3 separate regions of the Homo sapiens genome follow, and regions 2 and 3 are each linked to region 1. A link is a loop called in an ENCODE intact Hi-C map of the cell type or tissue named here. Cell type or tissue: Calu3. All regions are shown on one strand. Each heading gives the region's core, and the rest is flanking DNA. Links, peaks and the distances in the headings are about the cores only.

Evidence for each region. A loop is a pair of places that touch in the nucleus more often than their neighbours do. Peaks named below come from ENCODE experiments on the same cell type or tissue, not always from the same donor. Only the 100,000 strongest peaks of a DNase experiment are listed, where the experiment ranks them.
Region 2: it touches region 1 in a loop (4-fold over the local background); 11 of 110 quality-filtered maps call a loop at or near these places.
Region 3: a loop joins it to region 1, with 14 times the contacts of the local background. A loop is called at or near these places in 10 of 110 quality-filtered maps.

What each region holds. Positions count from the first base shown.
Region 1 is chr5:32,625,575-32,631,706 of GRCh38, reverse strand. No RefSeq gene overlaps it. Among named protein-coding and RNA genes, the nearest start is that of LINC02061, 23 kb to the left of the region's middle. In Calu3, for the core only: no CTCF peak of the experiment used is centred there; a DNase peak (open chromatin) is centred at 3,596.
Region 2 is chr5:33,420,374-33,426,505 of GRCh38, reverse strand. TARS1-DT (TARS1 divergent transcript) reads left to right here. Exons shown (of 3, transcript XR_001742630.2): 2 at 2,360-2,528. Among named protein-coding and RNA genes, the nearest start is that of TARS1-DT, 17 kb to the left of the region's middle. In Calu3, for the core only: a CTCF peak has its summit at 3,300 (motif pointing right); no DNase peak of the experiment used is centred there.
Region 3 is chr5:32,913,576-32,919,707 of GRCh38, reverse strand. All of the region lies in intron 1 of LOC124900955 (a long non-coding RNA gene), which reads left to right. Among named protein-coding and RNA genes, the nearest start is that of LINC02120, 31 kb to the left of the region's middle. In Calu3, for the core only: a CTCF peak has its summit at 2,847 (motif pointing right); a DNase peak (open chromatin) is centred at 2,887.

The DNA of each region.
Region 1 (6,132 bases), core at 481-5,480:
GAGGCCGAGGAAACAAAGACAGGCCTGAGGAGGACTGCCCTTCTGAACTGAAGCTGTCAGCATGGCAAGTACCCACGTGTGCCCCTCTCTGGGATTCAGCAACCCATTCCTGCAAGTGGTCACTGCTGACTTTAGGATATGTGGGTATAGCTGGTGGAAGTAAATCGATGTGTTGTTCATATTAAATTTCTCTTCTAGGGCTTGGAAGAAATTCTCTCTGGCATCATGTGGCTCCACAGACAACTCCTAACTTAATTTGGTCACACTTGCTTCCTTATCTTGGAATCTGAGGCACTGTTCTCTGTCTCCCTGTTCTGCCTCTGAGGATGGCTCCCTAACCTCTACCCTGCTGGGATCCTGCACTCCAGCCCGAGTGGGCCCCTCCAGACCTTGCTGTGGGCTGGCCGGTCTGCCTGGTTGGACCTCTGCCCACACCGTCTCACTCAAATTGGACCTCTGATGTTGACCCTGGCCTGTTCCTTGAACAAGTCTATGCTTTATGATAAATTTGGATCTTGCTACCCCATTCCCTGATCTTGTTTTGTTTGTCTGCCAGCTTGGCCTGACCTGTCAGACCTAGACCTTGACCTGGCTGTCTTTTTTTAACTGTGGGACTTGTTTTACAAAGCAGCCTTCCTAGCTGTTTATTTTGCCTGCTTAGTTAAGCATTTGCACATTAAAATCTTTCTCTTTTGCAACCTGAATAGAAGAGGAGCCACGATGAATCAACAGCCTATTGCAACGCCAGGAACCATGCTGGCAGCTCCACACACATATCCCATTGGTTTCTAAAATCCCCAGGTGTGTGACAGTTCAGAATACCAGTGTCCTTGGCCACCTCTTCTGGAAAACATACCTTCTTTCTTTCAAAGAAGTGCCCCCTATCACATAATGGTCACCCTATTATGACCATGCTGATATAGTGGAAGTGGCCATCATAGTTCACTGCTCTCCTGGCCACAATAATGGTATGTAAGCTGAGCTGACGAGAACACCCCACCCGCCCCTCCACCCTAGTGACTGGCCCAAGATTGGGCACATGACCTCAAGTCAGGAGCTAATCATAGATCTTCTCCAGAATGTTCTGTTGTTTTTTGAGATGGAGTCTCGGTCCGTCACCCAGGCTGGAGGAGCACAGTGGTGCGATCTCAGCTCACTGCAACCTCTGCCTCCAGGATCAAGCAATTCTCCCACCTCAGCCTCCTGAGTAGCTAAGACTACAGGCACGCACCACCATGCCCAGCTAATTTTTTGTTTTTGTTTTTGTTTTTGTATTTTTAGTAGAAGCTGGTCTCTAACTCCTGACCTCAAAAGATCCACCTGCTTTGGCCTCCCAAACTGCTGGGATTATAGGCATCAGCCACCGCACCCAGCCCAGAATGTTTTTAATAGGAATTGGAAGAGGAGCCCTTTCCCGGGAAGGAGGTAGGGGGCAGGCTGACAGGCGGGAGCCAGGTCTCTGTCTCATGGGGAAAGCTGGTTGAAGAGAATTAAATAGACCCAAGGACGCAAGAGTCATGCAGGAAAAATAAACTTTGACAGCATTTAAGTCCCTGGAGAAGCATAAGGTCAGTGGTTCCAAGTGTGGGCTCAGAGTCAGACTGCCTAGGTAACCTTGGGAAACTGAACCTCTTTGAACCTGAGTTTCCTCTTCTGTAAAAGATAATGATAGTACTTAGCTCATGGAACTGTTGTGAGGATTGAATGAATTAATGCATGAGAAGCATGCTGAACAGTGCCTGGCACATGGTTGTCTCACAATAAATATTAATTATTATCAGCTGCTCCAGTTGTCCAGGAGGCTATCTCTACCCTTGTCCTGACTTTGATTTGGTGACCGGAGCAAATGGTTTTCTCTTTTTGCCTAAGCTAGTGTTTGGTCTCATTACTTGCAACCCAAGTCCGGAGGAATGTAGGATTTCCCTAAATTCATCAGTTTCATGAGTGGCTCTATGAAAAAAAAAATGTCCATAATCAGGTAAGTTTGAGAAACTCTTGGATATTCATTGCATTTTAATTTATATGTTGTTCCTTCTTTGAGAGTCACATTGTATTTTAATATCTTAAAGCCTCTGAGCGACCCTATGGTTAAAAAGCCAGTTGAACTTCTTTTATTTAACTGTGATTTCCTTTTTTCTTGTGATCTTTTTTTCCTATTCTGCAAAACTAACATTTCACAGAATACACTTTGGTGTGTTGAACAGAAAATCCAGATAAGAAAACTGAAGAATTTGCTGAGCCTCAAGTTGAACCCAGAGCTGTTTAATCTAAAATGGATGCTCTTTGACAGTTCTGCACCCATATACATACACACACCACAATTACCATTAATCATTTGAAAGGTAAGTGCTAGACACACTGATTTTGAGTTTGCCTTTCCATTGCAAGTGTTATTTCCCCAGACAGCACAGTTTGAAGTGCTTGCCTTTGCAGATTCACATATACCATGCAAAATTAAGTAGCAGAATTAAGGTTTTTGAAAACAATTTTTCCCTGGTGGTCTAGCGGCTAGGAAAAAATAAGCATTTAAATATAAAAAGAAACAATTTTGAAGAAAAATTATCAGACATGCAATGGCCTCTTTGGTGAAAAATGACAAGAAAGATAGCTTTTCTTTTCTGCAGCAAGAGCCCATTGTGGAAGAAACGCTAGCTTGGGAGATGTTTTCATTCTAATTCACACTGTCAGACACCTTTGTCTTCATTTGTAAAATGGCCAAAGTATTGCATAAGTCACTCACATGTCCCTCTGAGCCAAATTCTAACTTCTGATTATCCAAAGCTATGGGCCTTGAACTGTAGGTCAAATATGGGCAAGGTATATCATTATTACTATTATTATTATTATTATTGTTGATTGATTGATATCAATTGTTGGGCCCTTAGAATTGTCAGAGGGGACGTTTAGACCAAGGGAGAAATCTAGTTCCCTCTGGCAGCCTTACAATGTAAATTAGACTGAGTTGCATAACAGTTTTAGGTATCTGATATGAGACTTGCCAAATTTCATGGCTTCAGGCACACGGAATGTACATCTCTGTTCCAGGGAGGCTAAATATTTTTCCAAATCAGTAGATAAAACAAACTCCCTGACCTCAACTTACTTCCTGGCGCCTGGAGTCCTGAGTAGCTGATGAAGAGTGTCTGTCTGCTATCAAGTGACAGGACACATTCAGACTGGCTCCTACACTCAAGACCATGTGGTACCTGATCCTGTCTCCATCTTCCGAGCTAAGATTTTGGACACAACCTGAAGATCTAAGTCCAGAGGGCAGTGGGCCAGGGTTAGATACCATGAAATGCCATTGAATCAGCCTTGAAGGGCAACTGTGGCTTCTTAGTGCATGAGGCAATGTGCTGCAGCCAGAGGCCGGTGAAAGCAATGATCACAGACCCAGGGCAAATCACATCACTAACGTCATCTCTGAAATGGAGAGGTGGCTACATCACTGACTTAAGTAAATACTATGCACAGACTTGAGACCTTACACAGCCGACCAAGCAGGGAGCTAATCCATCAAAGGGAACCTGAAGCTTCTGACCTACAAGCTTGTTGAGTGGACACCTTCACTATTAGACAGTGGCATCTACTGACTGTTACACACCGCCACCTTGCAGATCAAATAAGAATTAGCTAAGCCTGAGGATTCAAAGAATTGTTAAACGGGGGATGGGAGGATTCCCATGGATAGTTTAGTAAGAGCTGGAATAAATTAATAGCAGAAGAGAGATCATTGAGGTTGGAATGTGTTTTAGAGTGTTATACACACTTAATACAAATTAATTTCATAACCTCACAAAGTCCTCTGAGTCTTTCCCAGAGAGGTACTGTAGATTCATTAGGCATCGTGTTAGAACTTTTCTGTAATCATCAGGCCATTCTGATGCATTCACCTTGAGGTTTTCCCTTTCCAGGCAATCCCATCTGCCTTTTAGACTCATGTGCTTGCACTGATGTGCACATGCATGCTTTTCTCCCCTTTCTCTCCTCTCCTTGCCTCATCCCCCTGTGAATAAGCCACATTTAATCAAGAAGCATGAGTTTCCATTTCTTGTTTTCATTGAGTCATCTAAATAACTTGCTTTCTGGCTATTTCCTGCAGAAGCCAGGAATCCACACCGCCATATTTTCCCCTTCACGTACAATTTCATATAGCTGTAAACCACCCAGCAGCTCAGGTCCTGCAAGACACACAACCCCAATTCATTCCTAACTGCACAGCTGCCCTTCTCCCTACCAAGGCCACTAAGCTAAACCACCTGCTGTGGGCTCCTTCAAGGAACTGTTCATCCCAGCAGAGGTCCTGACCATAAACCTTTTGGAGCGGGGAGAGCGTCACTTGCCTCTCTTCAATCCCTCAGGACCTCTCTGGTGCACTATGCTCACAAGTGGACCTTGACAAATGCTTACTGGGTGAAAGAATGATGCAGAGGCTTGTTTTAATTCCAAGACATCAGTGAATTGAGAAGATTTTGCTCACAGCTATCATCGTGCTCAAATACACCAAACTGGAACCATGGAAATTAAACACTCAAAGAAAAACTGAGTCTGCCTTCCTGGCTTTTGCTGTCATCATTGTTCTTATACTACATATGAAAGGATTTATCGTATATCTCCAAGATTAATGTCCTCTCCCTATAAAACAATGTTATCTGTTTGATCAGGCTTTTCTTCCTCTGTCTTCCTGGCCTATCCTTTTGTATCCTATCCCCTCCCCACTCATTGCCTTTCCCGCACCTTCCCATCACCTCGGCCTTGCCCGGGGTCTCGTCTATCGTGTTTCTGTAGTTTTCTCTTTCAGAGAGTGGGTCTAAGTTCTTCAAAGGGAATGTGCAAAGCAGATCCTGAGCACTGAGAGTCAGGAACTGGATTGGAAACCAGCATTGTCTCCCCAGACCTCAGACTGAGGACCTGCTGTAAAGAGTGACAGCAGGAGGCTGAGAATTATAGCTTCAGTTGGTTTACAAAAATTAATGAGAACTTGTTTTTTTTTTGGCCAAGTTTCTCTTTCATGAACTAAAACATTTTCTATCGATTTTTATTTGGTAGATAAAAATGCAAGTATGAAAACAGAATTTAAAAAAAAATGTTACAAAGATTGAATATTCATAATATCTAAGTGTAAATATTTTTAGACCTTTCATTATTGCTTGCAACTATGGGTGAGCCTATAGGCGTTTTAGGGTAGATTTTCATGTTGTCTAATGTTGTTTAGTGCTTAGGAAAAATAGGTTATCCAAGCAAGTTCTGATCTGTTTTTCAGTCTCATCCCTTTTGATGTCATTATTGGAGGCACTGGATGTCTGTCATGTGGGAAGAAGGATGCAAGAGGGAATAGGCTGATGTTGAAAGGAAAGATCACCTAGGGCCCAGATAAAAAGGTGACACGTGAACTACGTATTCCACAAACAGGGCCTAGCATACTTAATCTCAAACGCTGGAAAGACACACGTGACTCACCCCTTAGCCACATCGATGGTACAAGGTAGTGATGACTCCTGGGAAGGGGCTGTCATGTTACTAAATGTCCAGGGACATTCTGGCATGTTTGTCATGCTGGAGTTCTGCCTCCATGGCCAACTATGGCCTACTCTGAGAGGGGTGGGTGGTCACAGCTGGTGTAACCAGCTAGGCGGAGAACGGGAACTAGGGAGAGGGAGCTCAGGCATTCTCTCAGGCTAGAACTTGGCAGGTTCAGGTATCTTCAACATCACAGGAACTGAGGAGTGAGGAAGCTCTCACCAGTGAACCATAAACAGGGAAGATTTGTCCAAAGGCTACTGTGCTCCCTGGTGCCATCAGTAAGTCTCTGCCTTTGGTCATTCCATAGCTTTGAGGAAAGCCTCTCCTGAATAACAGAGCCTTGGCTGGGCTGGGCTCTAAGGCATTAGTGAAAGACCCGTGCTTCTCTGTTTAAATCAGCTTTATTCAAAAGGAAATGATAGTCCCCACTCCCATCCCTACTCCACCCAGGGTGGAGGCAGTGGCAGGACTGCACATGAGATCCTCCACAGGACCGCGAGCCTTGGGGGACAAACACCAGGCTATGAGATCCAGCTGCTCCTCCCCGCAGGACACTGTCTTACTAACATTAACTTCGAAGGACCTGGTTATTATTTTTTATAACATTGG
Region 2 (6,132 bases), core at 448-5,447, 790 kb before region 1:
TGGAAAGAAAAGACCATTACCAGCCACTACAAAAACACACTTAGATACACAGACCAGTGATACTATATAGCAATGTTTATAGTATGCATAATGACCAGCTAACAACATGATAATAGGATCAAATCCACACATACTAATATTAACCTTCAATGTAAACAGGTTTAATGCCCCAATTACAAGGCACAAACTATACTACAGGGCTACAGTAACCAAAACGGCATAGTACTGATACAAAAACAGACACACAGACCAATAGAACAGAATAGAGACCTGAGAAATAATGCCACACACCTATAATCATCTGATTTTTGACAAAGCTGACAGAAATAAATAATGGGAAAAGGACTCCACATTCATAAAATGGTGCTGGGATAACTGGCTAGTCATATGCAGAAGATTGAGACTGGACTGCTATCTTATAACACATATTAAAAAAATCAACTCAAGGTAGATTAAATACTTAAATGTAAAACCTGAAAGTATAAAATCCTTGGAAGATAACTTAGGAAATACTATTCTGGACATAGGACTTGTCGAAGGTTTCACAACAAAGATGCCAAAAACAATTGCAACAAAAAAAATTGACAAATGGGATCTAATTAAATTAAAGGGATTCTGCACAGCAAAATAAACTATCAACAGAGTAAACAGGCAACTTATGGAATTGGAGAAAATATTTGCAAACTATGCATCTGACAAAGGTTTCATGTCCAGAATCAATAAAGAACTTAAACAAATTTGCAAGCAAAAAACCAACAACCCCATTAAAAAGTGGGGTAAGGACATGAACACTTTTCCAAAGAAGAGATACATGCAATCAATAAGCATATGAAAAACGCTCAACATCACTAATAATTAGAGGAATGTAAATCAAAACCAAAATGAGACACCATCTCATACCAGTAAGAATGGCTAATATTAAAAAAATTTTAAAAAAAACAGATGCTGGCAAGGTTGTGGATAAAACGGAATGCTTATACACTGCTGGTGGGAATGTAAATTAGTTCAGCCATTGTGGAAAGCAGTGTGGTGATTTCTCAAAGCTCTTTAAACAGAAATACTATTTGACCCAGGAATTCCATTATTGGGTATATACCCAAAGGAATATAAATCATTCTACTATAAAGACACATGCATGGTATGTTCATTGCAGCACTATCCACAACAGCAAAGACAGAATTAACCTAAATGCCCATCAACAGTAGACTAGATAAAGAAAATGTGGTGCCTATACACCCTGGAGTACTATGCAGTCACAAAAAAGAATAAGATCACATCTTTTGTGACAACATGGATGGAGCTGGAGGCCATTATCCTAAGCAAACTAATGCAGGAAACAGAAAAATGAATATTCACGTTCTCACTTATAAATGGGGCCTAAACAATGAGAACACATGGATCCACTAGGAGAGGAACAACAGACCCTGGGGCCTACTTGAGGGTAGAGGGTAAGAGGAGGGAGAGGGTCAGAAAAGTACCCATCAGGTACTATGCTTATTACTCAGGTGACAACATTACCTGTGTGCTAAACCTCCAAAACACACAGTTTGCCTATATAATAAACCTGCACATGTACCCCTAAACCTAAAATTAAAGATAAAAAAAGGATTGAAAAAAGATTCGCAATACATTTTCAATAGCTGAATCAGATGCTGCAATATAAGCATTAAGAGAAGGAGGAAGAGATAATTGGTATCTCATATCTAGGATATGATTTCCTATTTTCAAGCTGAGTTGATAAAACTGCCTTGTTTTGCATGGAAACAGTTGGGAACTGAAAGGCTTGTCCTCAAAAAATTGCTTTTTTGAGTCATATATTTTAATTATTATTATTTTTTTGGAGACAAGAGTCTTGCTCTGTAACCCAGGCTGGAGTGCAGTGGTATGATCTCAGCTCACTGCAACCTCCACCTCCCAGGTAAGCACTTCTCCTTCCTCAGCCTTCCAAGTAGCTGGGATTACAGGCACGTGACACCATGCCTGGCTAATTTTTTTTTTTTTTTTTCTAAGTAGAGATGGAGTTTCACCATATTGGTCAGGCTGGTCTCGAACTCCTGACGTCAAGTATCCACCTATCTTGGCCTCCCAAAGTGCTGGGATTACAGGCATGAGCCACTGCACTCAGCCTTTGAGTGATATATTTTAATATTATCAGCACTTGATTTCAAGAGACAGAAACCCGCTCAAGCAAGTTTAAACAAACAAAAAATGGCATGGCCAGATTCAGAGGCTTTAATGATGAATCCAGTCTCTATCTCTGCTTCCCTTCACGTGCTAACTTCAGTTTTACGAAAGCTATTTCCATGTGCCAGGAGAAAAGGGCCACTAATTTTTCTATTTTATCTTTACATCTTTGTAGCTCAAGATCCCAGAGGAAGAGGAGCCATCTTTCCCAGTGGCTTTACCGGAAAAGTCCCTGAGCCAGTCACTGTGCCCACTGGAAGACAAATGGAGACTTGCCAAGCTTTGGTCATGAACTCACTGGGACTGCAGGAGACTGGGTCAGCCCCACCAAAATAATGCAGAAGGTAAATACTTGGTTTTTCAAAGGAAAGGTGGGAAAACCCAGCCCAATAAATGTGTTTTCCTTTTGGTCACACAAATCATATACAATATGTGCTCATTTTATAAAATTACACACTCCCCACTACATTTTAAAAAGGATATATTGACAATGTACTATTCTTGCTTTATAGAGATGATAGATAGGTGATAGATAATAGATTAGATAGATGATAGAGATAGATTAGATAGATGATAGCTAGCTAGCTAGCTAGATAGATAGATTAGGGCATCAGTGATAGGGTCAGTATAGGCCTGGGTGCTGGAGCTACAAAGATGAGTGAGGCCTGGGGTTTCTAACCTCATGAAACTTATAGAAAAACTTAAATAAGTAAACAAACATTACAAAACAGTGTAATTATCACTAACAGGTTTGATATTAGAAAATAATTTTGTACAAAGGAATACAATTTTTTAAAGTATTATTTCTTTCCTTCTTTGGCTTTTGAGGGTACAAATGTAATGACAAACATGCTGGATTGGGAGTCAGTAGGCTTTGGGCAACCTCTACCTCTGTGACCTTAAGCATGGACAAAAATTACCACTTTGGTTCTCCGTTTTCACTAGTGGAAAATGAGAAGGTTGAAGTATATGATCCCCTAGATTCCTCTAAGTTAAAAATTCTAAATATTTGCATGCATGAGACTATAGTAATCAATGGTGACTTCGTTGGAATTCTTGATAGGTCAGGATGTATATAAACTGAAAAGCCACTAGATGTCACGCTTGTCACAGATTTTTGCTATTCTAATTTTTTTTTTTGTAAATATCAAGATCTGGGAGTTGAGCAGGACCTTAAAAACTGTATTTGTTCAATCATATCTGTTAATTAAAAAAAAAGACTATTTGGACTGGATAGATCAAATTACTTAGCTAAATTCACACTGCTAGCTAGCATTAATACCAGACCTCCTGATTTCTATTCCAGTGGAGCCATCTCTCTTTAAAATGAATGATGTTTGAAATGATGTTTTTACATCAGCTGTCAACTTTGGTAATGATAATTTTTTCTTTTTCTTCTTGAACTATCACTCAAAGTAATTTGGGGAACCAATTGTTAAAAAATTCTATGATTCAATATAATATCAATAACAATAGATAAAAAGTAGTTATTACTCATAGATTACTAGACTGCCTTAAAACCCTATTTGAAGATAATTTACAGGATGATGTAAGAAATTGGGTAGATGTGAATAAAAGTGGAAATTAAAGTTCACACACACCTAGCTTATCTGAATTTCGGACTTTGGGAATTTCAGGTTTTCTTTTCTTAAAATGGCTCTGGATAGAAAATAAGTTTTTTAAAACAGCTTTCTTTGAGAAGTGAAATAACTTTTAGGTTTCTGAACCAAACTAATTAACATTAATTTTTATGTAATCCTTTGAACTTTGTCTAACATGCAGTTCTTAATAATTGTGGTTCTCTTATTTATGATTCCCAATACTTAGTTGTGCGAGAGGATTTGAGAGAGAAACAGGGCTGTAAGAGGCAGAATTGCAGCAGATAGCCTGATAAGAGGAGAGGGGAGGATTGCTAGACTCAAAGAAACAAATCTATCTTACATCATTACAAAATAACAGATGTTTCTGATTACAACCTTGTGTCTTCGAGAACAGGTTAAATTATATTGACAGTGCTTTGTGACATACAAGCCTTTTGAGAAGGATTTTCTACAAAATGTTCAAAATGAAGTCTTGGTGTCCAAAAGCAGTTAAATATTGCTTATATAGGGAAGTCATTTATGTAATTCTTATAACTGTGAAGTTACAATAAATCCTTTTTCCAGAGTGAGTGTAAGGTTGGATTATGTATATAAATAGTGAGCCTGTTAATACTGGCTCTGTTGCCTCAGTAAACTGAGAAGAATAATACTACTGCACAGAGGTGCTGTTGGATATTTGAAGGAGTTGTGGAAAATGGAAAGTTCTATATAGTTGTAAGCTATCAAGATGATGATAGTTAGAAAACGTGAATGGACACATTCTCCCAAGAAGAGCTCTCCCTGTGGAGATGAGCTACGGAAACTGGAAGAGCTCAACATTAAAGAGCTAGAACATATGGGAAGCCCAGAGGTTAACTTCTCTGTGGATGATGAAGTAGCTGGACTAATCTACTTTCCAAAAGTTAAGAAGTGATCACAGAGATTCTTCCAGAGATGAGAAAATGGGACCACTCTCTGAATCAATACTGAGATGTGATGTGTCATGAATGCAGGTAAAACCATGGCTATCCAAATAGGATGGAGCTTTGCGACCGTAAGAGACCAGCTCTTGCATTCGTTCTCCCCATCTTTGTTCTGCTTTCCCTGCTCACTTCCAAAATGAAGGAAAGCCAGGACCTGTGTAATATCTTTCTTGAGCTATTTTCAGTTGTATTTTTTATCTATTCCTGGGTTGGAAAATTGAGGCCTTCGGCTGTTTTTCCTGTTTTCTGTGGTCAGGCTTCAGTATTTTTCTACCTCTTTTTAAATCCTCTTGATGAACTTATACTTAAAAAACAAAAGTTGCATGTTGCAGGAATATTCCAGTTGGTTTCAGAGAGGGAGCAAGACAAGTTGGATATCACGTGCCCATATCTCTCATGTATGTGCTAACTGGATTTCTACATTCCCTCAAATTACTTCATGTTTTGCAAAATTGTTGTGTTAGAATCAGCAAACAATTAGAAAATGTACTTTATTTCAGTGTGGCAATTTTATATTCTCTTCTCTATTACTGAAACAAATTATTTCCCACATATTTTGATAACATTATAGTGGTGCTAGTCACATTGTTGTAAGGTGGCGTCAGCGTTCCCATGATAAACTTTGTCAAGCTCTTGTAACTTGGCTACAAAACTCTACCTCGAGTTTGAGACTTGCTTTAATCCCAGAGCCATCTAGGAAAGAAAATAAATTTATCTTAAATTGGACAAAATGTTAGCGATAAAATAATTAACAGTGAAAACCTCCTCCCATTGCTCAAATCTTGATGCTATTTTTCAACAACTCCAATCCCGAAAACATCATTTTTTGAATTTAGTAAATTTTCTCATTCTGTATGAATTTTCATGTAATTTGGAAGTTCATCTTTAGATCAGAGAAGGACATTTTATCTCTGCAAATAAACCAATTAAATATCTGGGTGAGAAAATTCTATTTTTTAAAAGTTTCTTATTTTTAACTAAGTCGTTTCCTAAAGGTTACACAATGGAAGGACAGAAAGGGCAGCCAAGAGCCCTGGAGGCACCATTTGTTCTGATGCTGTCTTTTTTCAATTTAAGAAATAAAGCCACAGAAATCCTGCTTCACTCGCCTTTTCTCTCTTGAGTTGTTTTTTTTTTCCTTTCTAAAGTTTGAGTTCAAATTCTTGTTATTTTGATAGAAAGGGAGTTCTGGTGATAAAAGTGAATAGAACATAGCTACACATCAAATTCACTTTGTAAAAATGTCTCTTCAGAGATTATCAGTAAGTGAGCCAAGGTGCTGTAGAAGTGAAATGCTTTCTGAGTTGAACTGTCTTTCTGGATAAGTTTAATTTTTAAACGGCCAATTTGTCTGCACGCCTCCATTTTTAACTTACCCACTTGAT
Region 3 (6,132 bases), core at 547-5,546, 290 kb before region 1:
ACATTTAGCCTAACAGAAGTTAATCCTTAATCCAACCCAGAATTTTAAAAATAAAACTGAGCCATAACATACTCAATAAGCCATTTTAAATATTTAGGTCATCCAGGACTCATTCACTGACTGACACTAAGAATGGGTCACTGTGGTTCGCCAAAGACTGAATTGTTAGACTGATCTCACAATAATTTGGGGGTATCTTGATCATTCTTAGGATTGAGTCTGCTCAGCATAATCATCTATACCTAATTGTATAAAATTCTCAGAAATTTTTCTTCAAGTATATCTCAGAATATCAATGCAAAAACAGACAGAAGTAAAGCTGTGATCGTTGTAGGTGTGCAATCTTATTCCTGGGTTCTCTATTCTGTTCCATGTGTCTGTCCTTCTACCAGTACCAGTACCATGCTGTTTTGGTTACTGTGACCCTGTAGTGTAGTTTGAAGTACGTTAGCATGATGCCTCCAGCTTTGTTCTTTTTGCCTAGGATTGCCTTGGCTATTTGGGCTCTTTTTTGGTTCCATATGAATTTTTAAATCTTTGACAAACCTGACAAAGACACACAATGGGGAAAGGATTCCCTATTTAACAAATGGTGCTGGAAGAACTGGCTAGCCATATGCAGAAAATCGAAACTGGACCCTTTCTTTACACCATATACAAAAGTCAACTCAAGATGAATTAAAGACTTAAATGTAAAACCCAAAACTATAAAAACCTTAGAAGAAAACCTAGGCAATACCATTTAGGACACAGACATGGACAAAGATTTGACGATGAAGACACCAAAAGCAATTGCAACAAAACTAAAAATTAACAAATGGGATCTAATTAAACTAAAGAGCTCTTCACAGCAAAAGAAACTATCAACAGAGTAAACAGACAACCTACAGAATGGGAGAAAAATTTTGCAAACTATGCCTCTAACAAAGGTCTAATATCCAGCGTCTAGAAGGAACTTAAATTTACAAGAAATATAAAACTACACCATTAAAAAGTGGGCAAAGGACATGAACAGACACTTTTCAAAAGAAGACATACATGCAGCCAACAATCATATGAAAAAAAAGCTCAACATCACTGATCATTAGAGAAATGCAAATCAAAACCACAATGAGATACCATCTCACACTTGTCAGAATGGTTATTAGTAAACAATAAAAAAAACAGATGCTGATGTGGTTGTGGAGAAAAAGGAACCCTTTTACACTGTTGGTGGGAGTGTAAATTAGTTCAGCCATTGTGCAAGAGCGTGGTGATTCCTCAAAGATCTAAAGACAGAAATATCATTTGACTCAGCAGTCCTATTACTGGGTATATACCCCAAGGAATGTAAATCATTCTATTATAAAGACACATGCACTCATATGTTCGTTGCAGCATTATTCACAATATCAAAAACATGTAATCAACATAAATGCCCATCAGTGATAGACTGGATAAAGAAAATGTGGTACATATACACCATGGAATAGTATAAAGCCATAAAAAAGAACAAGATCATGTCTTTTGCAGGGACATGGATGGAGCTGGAGGCCATTACCCTTACTTAGCAAACTAATGCAGGAACAGGAAACCAAATACTGCATGTTCTCACTTCTAAGTGGGAGCTAAACGATGACAACACACGGACACATAGAGAGGAGCAAAATACTGGGGTGTATTAGAGAGTGGAGGGTGGCAGGAGGGAGACGGTTGGGCAAAATAACTAATGGTTACTAGGCTTAATACCTGGGTGATGAAATAATCTGTACAACAAACCCTCATGACACACGTTTACCTCGGTAACAAAACTGCACATCCTGCACTGTACCGCTGAACTTAAAAGTTAAAAAAGAAAATTGCTAAATAGAAAAAAAAGAAGTAAAGCTCCTCTAATTGATACATGGGGCCTTCAAAAAAAACTGTTCCACCATCCCTCCACCACAACCCATTGCCCTTGAGTTATCTCCAGGGAACCCTTGGGATCCAGGGAGACCTGAAATGGTTCACTAAAAATGAGTACTTTGCATCAGAAATAGGTAACTAAACCACTAAAACAAAAACTAACCTTAATTTAGAAAACTTAGTTGGTTCCTTTTCTCATTTTTGGTGCCAAGAGCAGTGCCTGACTCCTGGTGGGTAATCTATAATGACTTGCATAACTATCTGTATAACCTAGGGATCTTTAGAAGTAAGCGTCTAGGGGAAAGTCTCTAAGGAAATAAAGTCCACTTGGGAAGGATTTTTTGGTCTCTCTGACTATTTCTTACTCTAAGGAACATTTGTAGTCAATTACCCTAAATCCCTGATTAGTCTACGAATTATATCACATGGTATAGAACCTTGTATCATGGATCATTAATTACATGGCTCACATGTCACGAGGCAGGCAACTACTATGCTCCATATTGTCTGTCTTTCTTCATAGAACAAGAAAATCGCTGACCCTGTCTTCTTGATTTCGTAGCTAATGATTTGATAGAACTTAACAGAACCTCAGGCAGCATGAAAAAGACCTTCACAAAGAGGCTTTTCCTGTATATTCAGGAGGACACGTAGACCTGCATCTAGGCATCAAGCCTGTTGGATGCATTCTCCAAAGGATGACCTAATTCTAGTTTCCTTCATCTCCCGGCTTAGGGTGGGGTGCTTCACCATTCTCTGGACCCTTTCATAAGCAGGGGAGTTGTAGATGATACTGAGAAATCATTAGCACATATGTGTAGGAAATGTTAAAAGAAGTGATTACAAATACAAAGACAAAAAAAATTACGATAAGAAAATGAAAACAGAAGGGCAAAGAATCAAGCAAGATAGCTTGCTCCCCCTTGGACAGGTAGACTTTTCTTTTATGTGTTGCCTCATTCTCCCTGCATCCAGGTGGTGGCACTGGTGCTCTTTCTGCCTTGCCCTGTGGGTGGCATTCACTTAGTCTCCCTAAAATAGGAGGAACTCTAAGGGATAAGGAGATGAGGGCACTTGGCTACCCAGTGTTGGGTCCCTTGAAGCAAAGCTCCTGAAGGACCATCTCCTTTCAACAAATTACCCTAACAAAGATGTAGTAAGCTATAAGCAAGGGAAGGAAAGGAAATGGGACCCTAATGGAATGTAGCCTATGGGTGGAACATTCAGGGATTGAGCAGGAAGAGCCTTTCCAGTTTTTTAAGGCAATCTTAAAGATGGTTGCATTAAACAATTTATGTCCTAAATTATGCACATTGTTGCCACAAACACATAGGTCAGTTTCTATCATTCTCAACAACTTGTATAGCCTCAGAAACTTTATGACCATCCTCATTCTGTTAATCTACATGGTGCCTGATTTTACAGGTAGAAAGAAAGCATAGAGAGGTCTGCTAACTTAGGCAAGGTCACCTAGAATGTTAGTGATAAAGTTCTCCGAAGCCTTTGGTTAAGCTAAGGAATCCTCTAACTATAGTACAGGTGCTTTTGGACACATCCTTTGCAAATAAGCATTTTTCTACATGTATCTAAAACTCAAGACTCAAACACATAAATGGATCTAAGTTGCAAAGAAACCATCTCGGGCTTTCAAGTGGTCCTGAAAGAATGATCACTAGTCTTGTCCACCAAGCAAATGTATCTGCATCATGACCTGCAAATAAGATAAGTAGCATTTTTAATCCTTCTGTTTTTAGATTCCTCAATAAGGCTACAGAGAAATGATTACAAATGGACACTTGTGACATATACAAAAATAATTGGTATTGAGGATATATTGGTTTCTAGTTCTTTCCTAGTCCCTATCAGATCATGTGATCTGGAGTAAGGCACTTAATTGTCCTGCATCTCTAACTTCCTCGTCTGTAAAAAAAAAATAAATAAACTCAACTGGATTAATCTTTAAATCTCATCCTTCTCCATTCAACCAGCATGATTCTGCTGAAACTTTCCTTGTAAGCAAATGTTTTTCCACCTGAAATTGCTTCTGGCTAGTCGCTTCCCCAGGAAAATTCATTCTAAGACTAAAGTTTATATGAAAAAAAAAAATCCAGATGCGTTGGAAGTGCCTGCTGCCTTTGACTTTCTACGTGGCTTTTTTCCCACAGTATCTCAAAGCCAGTATATATCTCAAAACTCATTGCTGCAGTATACTAAACCTAAAATTTGACCAGCAGTGTCCATGGGGCTGGTATATTTAACTGTGTATCTTGTTTAAATACAAACATTTACATGTTTATCTCAAACTCTATTGTCAACTCGCCATTTTTGCAGATAAGAGATAACAAGAATTAGACTAGTCTAGGAATGAATGTCAGTTCCAGGACTGACTGTCATATGAGATTATACCACCCAATCTGAGGTAAGTGTTGTCACTGGCAGCAAATCCATATGGGTCTGCAGCAACCTCAGTTCTCGCCTACTCAGAAGAAAGAATTCAGCTGAGGGGCAGAAGGTAGATGGAGAGACAGGCAAGTTTTAGAGCAGGAGTGAAAGTCTATTAAAAAAGCTTTAGAGCAGGAGTGAAAGGAATAAAAGTACACTTGGAAGAGGACCAAGTGGGCGACTTGAAAGACAAGTGCACCATTTGACATTTGACTTGGGGTTTTATGTGTGGGCATACTTCTGGGTTCTTGCATCCCTTCTCCCCTGATTCTTCCCTTGGGGTGGGCTGTCCACATGCACAGTGGTCTGCTGCATTTAGCTGGTGAGCATGTGCAGTGTGTTTACTAGACTTGTACGCATGCTCACTTGAGACATTCTTCCCTTACCAGTCGAATGTCCCTAGAAGGCCATTTACCAGTTCAACACCGCCATTTTGCCTTTTAATGTTCATGCTTAAGCCCACCTGCCCAGCTCCTGAGATCTTATCAGGAAGCTGCTAATCACCAGTTTCAGATTTGTTCTATCTATTAGGAGACTGCCTTTCCTCCCTGGTGCTGGCTGTGACCAGTTATTTTAGAGAGACAGTTAACAATGGCCTGACCATCACCTGATGGTTGCCTAACAATCCTGGTGGGGTTGGGGGAGCCCTCTCCTGCCCTGCTCATCTCTGCCTAGCTACCTACTGTAACAGTATGACCAGAACTCACATGGAAAGTGAAGGTACAAATTTGGTAGCAAAAGTGACTTCTTTTTTGGCCAGATGTTTATTGGTCTTGGATAATATCAGGCTAAGTTAACATAAGCTGTACTGTGTAGTTGTGTTCTCTTTATAGGAGAAAATGTTTGTGTCTGTAAAGGATTTGGGTTGATCACCAAACAGTATTCATTCTGACTATAGGAACATACCTGCTTCAGAGTTCAAAGAGCAGTTCTGTCCTGAACAATTGAATTTCCTCCTGCTGTATGACTTAGTAATCTCTGGAACCACAAGTTTACTCTTTGGTGTTGGGTAATGTTCATCCTACCTAACTCTTCTGATTTAATGATAAATTAGGCAGATAAAACATATTTTGCTGTGACTTCTGAAAGTCCACATTTAGCCAAAAGATATTCAAATATAATTAGATAATTATGTGGATATCAGGCAAATCACAAAAGCACAAGTGACTGGAGATTCCTCAACAGTCTCTGTTGAGGGCTTTATTGTGTCTTCTCCCTTACAGACATTGTAGTAAAAAGACATTTGACAGAATCTTAAAAATGCCCTGATAAAGCTGAAGGAATACAGAGAGCTGTGTTGCTTGAATAGTGGGTTCATTTCAGGTTTCTTGGAATGCATAAACTTACACTGTCCACATTCAACTTCCCTTTTGGCCCTTTTCACTATTTCCCAAAACAAGCCATTTTCCTTTAAGATAAAAAGTTATGGAAGGAATGTTTACAGGCCTTTGATAATTGTCATTCTCTGCAACCCTCATAGACGTGTTCATGGCAATGGCAGGGAAGCAAAGCAAGTGCCTTAAGCTCACTTGGCTTTTCTAACCCTAAACTGGGGTCAAGAGCTGTTGGTTTGGTGTGGTTTTAGACAAGTAAGCAAAGTGCATTTAACCCTTTTCCATTCCCACTGAAGTGGCATCATTCTTCTGGGGTAATACCCAAGTTCATCAGCTCGTGCCAAGGAAATCGAGGACACAGACACACAAGAAGTGAGTTTAAGAGCAGAAGTGTAATAATAGGCGAGAGAAAAAAGAACAGAAAAGTTTTCTCCCATGCAGAGAGAGAGGCTCCTGAGTGGGTCTTCCGGTT